Regions from separate parts of the Homo sapiens genome. Here region 1 is linked to region 2. A link is a loop called in an ENCODE intact Hi-C map of the cell type or tissue named here. Cell type or tissue: CD4-positive, alpha-beta T cell. All regions are shown on one strand.

Region 1 (4,000 bases), 77 kb before region 2:
TATTGATGGGACACTGAATTTGTAGGTGGAAATAAAAACCTAGCTTTTTACTAAACTTAATTTTTTATTTAAACACAACTCAAAATGTAAATATAAAATTAAGAATTTCCAAAATTAAACTTAGTTTTAGGAACTCACATAAGCAAGTGTAATACTGAAGAGCAAAGAAACTGTGCTCTATAAAAAAAAATTACAAGTAATTCTTGAAATCTAAGGGCTAATTTGTGAAGTAAATTTGGAAGCTACTTTATGCTGTAGCTCCATCCTAGAGACCGAGAGAACTGCACTAGGAAAACCTGTTCAACCTTTTTTTAACCAGAAATTCTTTCTTTCTCCAGAAATCCTTTTCAGGTAATGCCTAATGATATCTCATTGAACATGTATTAGAAATTGTAGTTTAATTTTTAATTAAATAATTCAGTGAAAATATATTAATTGTAAAGATAAATTTTAACACATATGGGAATACTAGACTTACGGTGGTCATCAACCCAAAATGCTACAAAATTACATAGAATGGTTAGTTTGGCAAAAAATAAATATCACCACTAGCACCAAAAACCTAGGTTTCAAAAAGAAATAAAAGAAGCATTCCAAAATGTTAAAAATTTTTCATTTATCTACTTTCTAAATGTTCTTTGAAACACTTCTTATGTCATCATAATTTTGAAGTTTAAAAGTAAAGAAATAGTTATTCTAGTTAATATACTACCTTAAAGTTACTCTGGCTCACAAACAGAACAAAGCAAAGCATGACTTGACAGCAGTCGAATTACGGGAAATTGAAGCTAAACGAAATTGGATACCTCACCTCATCTAAACTCCTTACTTTATAAGAAGGAAAAGCATCACAAAATGTTGAGGCCATTTAACTTAAAGTCATCAGGTGAGTTAGAGATAATTTGAGACCACTGCTTTTTTTCTCTTTGTTACTATTCTCTTATGAAGTTTTGCCTGAAAACAGGTCTACTAAAAATATAAGAATTTGTAATGAAGATGAACATATATCATTGCCTTTCTGCTTAGGATTGTTCAATATTTTCCCATTGATAATATATAAAATCCTACCTACTTTGACCTCCTCTCCCACCATTTCTTTGCTCTCTATCTCCTAGAACTTCATTCTTGACTCCAAAGCTGCACCCTCCTGCATCAGTTTCTTTTGTTTGAAATCTTCAGCTCTTCATAAATTTCATCCAGCAAACTCCTATTTATCCTTTAACTCCCTATTATTTTTTCTTACAGTGCCACATTTTCCTTCATTAGCACATATCCAATTTAAAGTTACATAGTTTGAGTTTTTGCTTGACTTTCTGTTTCTGCACTAAAGCATAAGCTCCACAAAAGCAAGTATCATGTCTGATTTAACAGGGTATATTCTATTCTTTTTTTTCCACAAGGCGGTGCCCGGTTCGGTCCCAGACGCGGCCACCAACCGACGTAAAGCCGGTGAGCCGCTCGGGGAGGAGAGAGGATCGGCGGGCGGCGGGCGGGGAAGGGGGCGCAGACAGGCAAGGGCCGGGGACCGCGAGGGCAAGGGCACCTGGGAGCCCGCAGAGGGGCGGCTGAGGGAGAAACCTCAGGCATGGCCGGGCCACCAGGAAAACACGGCCGCGGGATCCCACCGCCACAGACACGAGGGCGGTCCCGCGGCGCCCCGCCTGGGACGCCGGAAGGCCCTCGGCACCCACCAAGACCTGCCTCACGAGCCCCTGGTCCCGCCACCGGGGCCCCGAAGCGACCACAGCCACAAACTCAACGCCAGGGCCACATCGCTCGTGATTCTCGTCCATCCTCCGACCCGGTCCCGCTCCGGGAGACCGGCGCGCCCCCACCGTGGGACGCTTTCCCAGGGCCAGGCGGCCCGACCACGTGCCACGCAAACGCCGTCGTCCGCACCGGTCGCGACTCGGCAAGGGAGCGGGCGGAGAGCTGACTCGCGGCGGAGGGGGGTCACTCGCCGGACGGAACGCTGCGCGCAGCCATCGCTCGCTGTCAGCCGCGTCCCAACCCGCTAGGACGCTGGGCCCTGCCGGCGGGATCCTCCCCTTACTCGGAAAGGGGAGGCGCCGGCCACAGTAGGCGACGAGCCGCGCTCGGCCACCACCGCGGTGGCCGGCGGAACCCTCGCTCTCCCCCCGTCACCCCGTCGAGGGGGAAGCTGAGGAGGGTTCCTCTGCAAGCGAGTCGCTACTGCAGCGCTACCATAACGGAGAGAGAGACAGAGGCGGCAGGCCGGGGGATCCCGTACCCCAAGGCACACCTCTTGGATCGCTAGAGAAGGCTTTCTCACCGAGGATGGGTCACACTCCCCACCCGCCAGCCGCCCCTCGTGGGGCCCGAGGGGCCCGCAGAGGCGCTCAGGGAGGCCTGGGGAAGGGAGGGGGCCTGTGGTACCAGGAAAAACCTGCGTGCGGCAACCTTGAGCGTTCGCGGTCAGGGCGGGGACCGGCAGGTGCGAGCGTGAGCGCAACTCCACAAGCCCCCGCCTCCCACCCCCCCCCCCACCCCGTCCACCCGCCTCTTTTCTTCAGAGGCAAAGCACCTCCGAGTAAACCCACACACGACCGGTCGGAGGCAGAACGGTAGCCCCTCGGCGGCCGGCCGGCGCACGCGTCACCAGCCCAAGCCCACCGCGATCGCTCACAGGGCCCGTGCGCACCCGCCAGAGGGGAGCACCGGACGTGCGCTCGCCGGACCAGGCGGGCGCCCTTCCCCGCGTGGGAGGGGCGCGTCTCGTCTCACTCAACCGCCTCGAACCCCACACCGACGAGCTCCCTCAGGACCCACGCGCGGACACCGAGGCGCCGACCGGAGGAGGGGGCGCTGGGGGTGGGAACGACACACCACCGCTCGGCCTCGGGAACCTGAGGGACAACCCGGAGCGCTCCAGGAGCACCGCAAAGGCCCAGGGGGAGCCAACGCTCGCGCAAACTCCCCGGGAGGGCAGCACGACGGGCCGGCGGGACAGCACCCCCACCGCTGCGGAGGGGGGCCGCCCGCAAGTCGACAACCACAGGAGGCGAGAGCGAGGGGTGCCTGCCGCGTCAGAGGACCCCCCGACCCACCCCGCGAGGCAGAAGGCGGGGGCGGGACAGCGAGGTCAGGCCGGGTTCCGCACCCCATGCCTTCCCAACGCACCACCCGCAGGCGAGGAAGAGGAGAGACAAGGGGCCCCCGCGGGCGGGACGAGAAGAAGGGTCCCATTCGCCACGAATGTCCGCCCCTCGCCCGTCGCGGCTCGGACACGGCCAGGGAGAGCATGACATCACCATATTCTATTCTTACAAGAGTGCTGCCACGTAAGTGTCAATGAATGTTTGTGAAATAAATGAGGGACTAAAGGAGTGATCGAACAAATAAAAATAAGTTATCTGTGTGTATTGTATGTGTGAATAAGATTTTGAGTTTGGCCAAGGCAGTTAATCACATATTAACAACTCTTTAGATACATAAGGTTTATAGCAATGAGGTACAAAATTGGTTCAACACCAAATTCTAAGATGAAACAAGGTTTATGTTCAGAAATATAGTGTTACTTTTTCTAATATCATTTGCCCTCCAACTATCAGCATGACACATGCAAACCATTGATACGTGTTTTTTTTTTTTGTATTGAAGATTCCACATGAAGAAAAATTATTATATTTCCAATAGGAAGTCCTCTTCTAAATGACAACAAATCTGAGGGTGAACACATTTGTTAAAAAGAGAGAGATTAAAAAGTTAAGATGCTGTTTGTACAGTATATAACTGAACAAAGTTGTATCTAGCAATTTGACAAGAAAGGTAAAACAGAATATTAACCTCAGCACACAAGTTTAGCTAATGATCTGGAACGGGGAGTTGTGAGTAGAGAGGAGGACAAAGATGAAAGACAACCATTTATCCCAAGTTTCTTTCCAAAGATGAAAAATAAAAAACCCTCTTAGTAATGTTTTTTAAATTCTAACTACTTTCAAGAACACATCAATAAGATATAGAGAGATAACAATCAAGT
Region 2 (4,000 bases):
AAAAACAAGACAGAAGAATTCCCAGAAACTTCTTTGTGATGTGTGCATTCAACTCTTTTTTTCTATAGAACAGTTTAGAAACACTCTTTTTGTGGCATCTGTAACTGGACTTTTGGAGTGCTTTGAGGCCTCAAGTGAAAAAGGAAATATCTTCACATAAAAGCTAGACAGAAGCATTCTCAGAAACTTCTTTGTGATGTTTGCATTCAACTCTCAGAGTTGAATATTCCTTTTCATAGAGCAGTTTTGAAACACACTTTTTGTAGAATCTGCAAGTGGACATTTGGAGCGCTTGGAAGACTATGGTGAAAAAGGAAATATCTTCACATAAAAACTACACAGAAGCATTCTCAGAAACTTCTTCTGATGTGTGCACTCAAGTCGCAGAGGTGAACCTTTCTTTTGATAGAACAGTTTTGAAACTCTCTTTTTATGGAATCTGCAAGTGGACATTTGGAGTGCTTTTTGGCCTTCGTTGGAAACTGGAATATCTTCACATAAACACTAGACAGAAGCATTCTCAGAAACATCTTTGTGATGTGTGCATTAAACTTACAGATTTGAACATTCCTTTTCATAGAGCAGTTTTGAAACACTCTTTTTCTAGTATGTGCCAGTGGACATTTGGAGCGCTTTGAGGCCTATGTTGAAAAAGGAAATATCTTCACATAAAAACTAGACAGAAGCGTTCTCAGAAACTACCTTGTGATGTGTGTACTCATCTCACAGAGCTGAACATTTCTTTTGATAGAGCAATTTTGAAACACTCTTTTTGTAGAATCTACAACTGGACATTTGGAGCGCTTTGAGGCCTATGGTGAAAAAGGAAATATCTTCACATAAAAACTACACAGAAGCATTCTCAGAAACTTCTTTGTGTTGTTTGCTTTCAACTCACAGAGTTGAACATTCGTTTTCATAGAGCAGTTTTGAAACACTCTTTTTGTAGTATTTGCAAGAGGATATTTGGACCGCTTTTGGGCCTTCGTTGGAAATGGGATATCTTCACAAAAACTAGACAGAAGCATTCTCAGAAACTTCTTTGTGATGTGTGCATCCAACTTTTTCTTTTGATAGAGCACTTTTGAAACTCTCTTTTTGTAGAATCTGCAAGTGGACATTTGGAGCTCTATGAGGTCTACAGTGAAAAGGAAATATCTTCACATAAAAACTTCACAGAAGCATTTTCAGAAACTTCTTTGTGTTGTGTGCACTCAACTCACAGAATTGAACCTTTCTTTTGTTAGAGCAGTTTTGAAACACTCTTTTAGGAGAATCTGCAAGTGGACATTTGGAGCGCTTTGAGGTCTGTGGTGAAAAAGGAAATATCTTCACATAAAACTAGACAGAAGCATGCTCACAAACTTCTTTGTGATGTGTGCATTCCACTCACAGAGTTGAACCTTTCTTTTGATAGAGCAGTTTTGAAACACTCTTTTTGTAGCATCTGCAAGTGTTCATTTGGAGCGCTTTGAGGCCTAGTGTGGAAAAAGAAATATCTTCACATAAAAACTTGACAGAAGTATTCTCAGGAACTTCTTTGTGACGTGTGCATTCAACTAACAGAGTTGAACCTTTCTTTTGATAGAGCAGTTTTGAAGCACTCCTTTTGCAGGGTCTGCTAGTGGATATTTGGAGATTTTTCAGGCCTTTGTTGGAAACAGGAATATCTTCACATAAAAACTAGACAGAAGCATTCTCTGAAAGTACTTTGTGATGTATGCATTCAACTCACAGTATCGAACCTTTCTTTTTATAGAGCAGTTTTGAAACACTCCTTTTGTAGGATCTGCTAGTGTATATTTGGATCCCTTTTAGGCCTTTGTTGGAAACGGGAATTTCTTCACATAAAAACTAGACACAAGCATTCTCAGCAACTGCTTTGTGATGTGTGCATTCAACTCACATAGTTGTAACTTTCTTTGGATAGAGCAGTTTTGAAAGACTCTTTTTGTAGGATCTGCAAGAGGACATTTGAATCTCTTTGAGGCCTATGGTGAAAAAGGAAATGTCTTCACAGGAAAACTTCACAGAAGCATTCTCAGAAACATCTTTGTGATGTGTGCATTCAACTCACAGAGTTGAACTTTTCTTTTAATAGAGCAGTTTTGGAAAACACTTTTTGTAGAAACTGCATGTGGACATTTGTAGCGCTTTGAGGCCTATGATGAAAAAGGAAATATCTTCACATATAAACGAGAGAGAAGCATTCTCAGAAACGTCTTTATGATGTCTGTGTTCAACTCACAGAGTTAAACCTTTGTGGTCATAGAGGAGCTTTGAAACACTCTTTTTGTAGAATCTTCAAGTGGACATTTGGAGCGCTTCGAGCCTGTGGTGAAAAAGGAAATATCTTCACATAAACACTACACAGAAGCATTTTCAGAAACTTCTTTGTGAAGTTTGCTTTCACCTCACAGAGTTGAACATTCCTTTTCATGGCGCAGGTTTGAAACACTCTTTTTGTAGAATTTGCAAGTGGATATTTGGATGGCTCTGAGGCCATTGTTGGGAAAAGAAATATCTTCAAATAAAAACTAGACAGAAGCATTCTCAGAAACTTCTTTGTGATGTGTGCATTCAACTCACAGAGTTGAACGGTTCTTTTGATGGAGCAGTTTTGAAACATTCTATTTGCAGAATCTGCAAGTGGACATTTAGAGTGCTTTGAGGCCTATGGTGAAAAAGGAAGTATCTTAACATAGAAACTACACGGAAGCATTCTGAGAATCTTCTTTGTGATGTGTGCATTCAATTCACAGAATTGAACCGTTCTTTTGATAGAGCTGTGTTGAAACACTCTTTTCGTAGAATCTGCAAGTGGACATTTGGAGCGTTTTGAGACTTATGGTGAAAAAGGAGCCATCTTCACATAAAAACTACACAGAAGCATTATCAGAAACTTCTTTGTGATGTATGCATTCAACTCACAGAGTTGAACCTTTCTTTTGATAGAGCAGTTTTGAAACACTCCTTTGTAGAATCTGCATGTGGACAGTTGGAGCGCTCTGAGGCCTGTGGTGAAAAAGGAAGTATCTTCACATAGAAACTACACAGAAGCTTTCTCTGAAACTCCTTTGTGATGTGTGCACTCAATTCACAGAGTTGAACCTTTCTTTTGGTAGAGCAGTTTTGAAACACTCTTTTTGTAGAGTCTGCAAGTGGACATTTGGAGTGCTTTGAGGCCTATGGAGAAAAAGGAAATATCTTCAAATAAAAACTACACAGAAGCATTCTCAGGAACTTGTTTGTGTTGTTTGATTTCAACGCACAGAGTTGAACATTCCTTTTCATAGAGCAGTTTTGAAACCCTCTTTTTGTAGAATTAGCAAGTGGATATTTCTACCGCTTTGAGGAATTCATTGGAAAAGGAATATCTTCACAAAAACTAGACAAAAGCATTCCCAGAAACTACTTTGTGATGTGTGCATTCCACTCACAGAGTTGAAACTTTCTTTTGATAGAGCAGTTTTGAAACACTCTTTTTGCAGAATCTGGAAGTGGACATTTGTAGCGCTTTGAGGCCTATGGTGAAAAAGGAAATATCCTCACATAAAAACTATACAGAAGCATTCTCAGAAACTTCTTTGTGATGTGTGCATTCAACTCACAGAGTTGAACATTTCTTTGATAGAGCAGTTTTGAAACAATCTTTTTATAGGGTATGCAACTGGATATTTGGAGGGCTGTGAGGCCTATGGTGAAAATGGAAATATCTTCACATAAAAACTACACAGTAGCATTCCAATAAACTTCTTTTGTTGTTTGCTTTCAACTCACAGAGTTGAATATTCCTTTTCATAGAGCAGTTTTGAAACACTGTTTTTCAGAATTTGCAAGTGGATATTTGGACTGCTGTGAGGCCTTCGTTGGAAACGGGATATCTTCACATAAAAAGTAGACAGAAGCAATCTCAGAAACTTCTTTGTGACTTTCATGTCACAGAGTTGAACATTCCTTTTCATAGAACAATTTTGAAACACTCTTTTTGTAGAATTTG

What was found. Hi-C counts contacts between places; a loop is a spot of excess contacts. Peaks named below come from ENCODE experiments on the same cell type or tissue, not always from the same donor. Only the 100,000 strongest peaks of a DNase experiment are listed, where the experiment ranks them.
Region 1: a loop joins it to region 2, with 3 times the contacts of the local background. A loop is called at or near these places in 4 of 110 quality-filtered maps.

What each region holds. Positions count from the first base shown.
Region 1 is chr20:26,206,602-26,210,601 of GRCh38, forward strand. It overlaps MIR663AHG (MIR663A host gene), which reads right to left and starts at 2,632. Exons shown (of 5, transcript NR_040095.1): 1 at 2,522-2,632. It overlaps MIR663A (microRNA 663a), which reads right to left and starts at 1,677; the gene lies at 1,585-1,677. RefSeq lists enhancers at 1,150-1,651, 2,535-3,095. In CD4-positive, alpha-beta T cell, no CTCF peak of the experiment used is centred here; DNase peaks (open chromatin) are centred at 1,430, 2,410 and 3,030; H3K4me3 peaks cover 1,971 bases; H3K27me3 peaks cover 208 bases.
Region 2 is chr20:26,283,483-26,287,482 of GRCh38, forward strand. No RefSeq gene overlaps it. Among named protein-coding and RNA genes, the nearest start is that of MIR663AHG, 76 kb to the left of the region's middle. In CD4-positive, alpha-beta T cell, no CTCF peak of the experiment used is centred here; no DNase peak of the experiment used is centred here.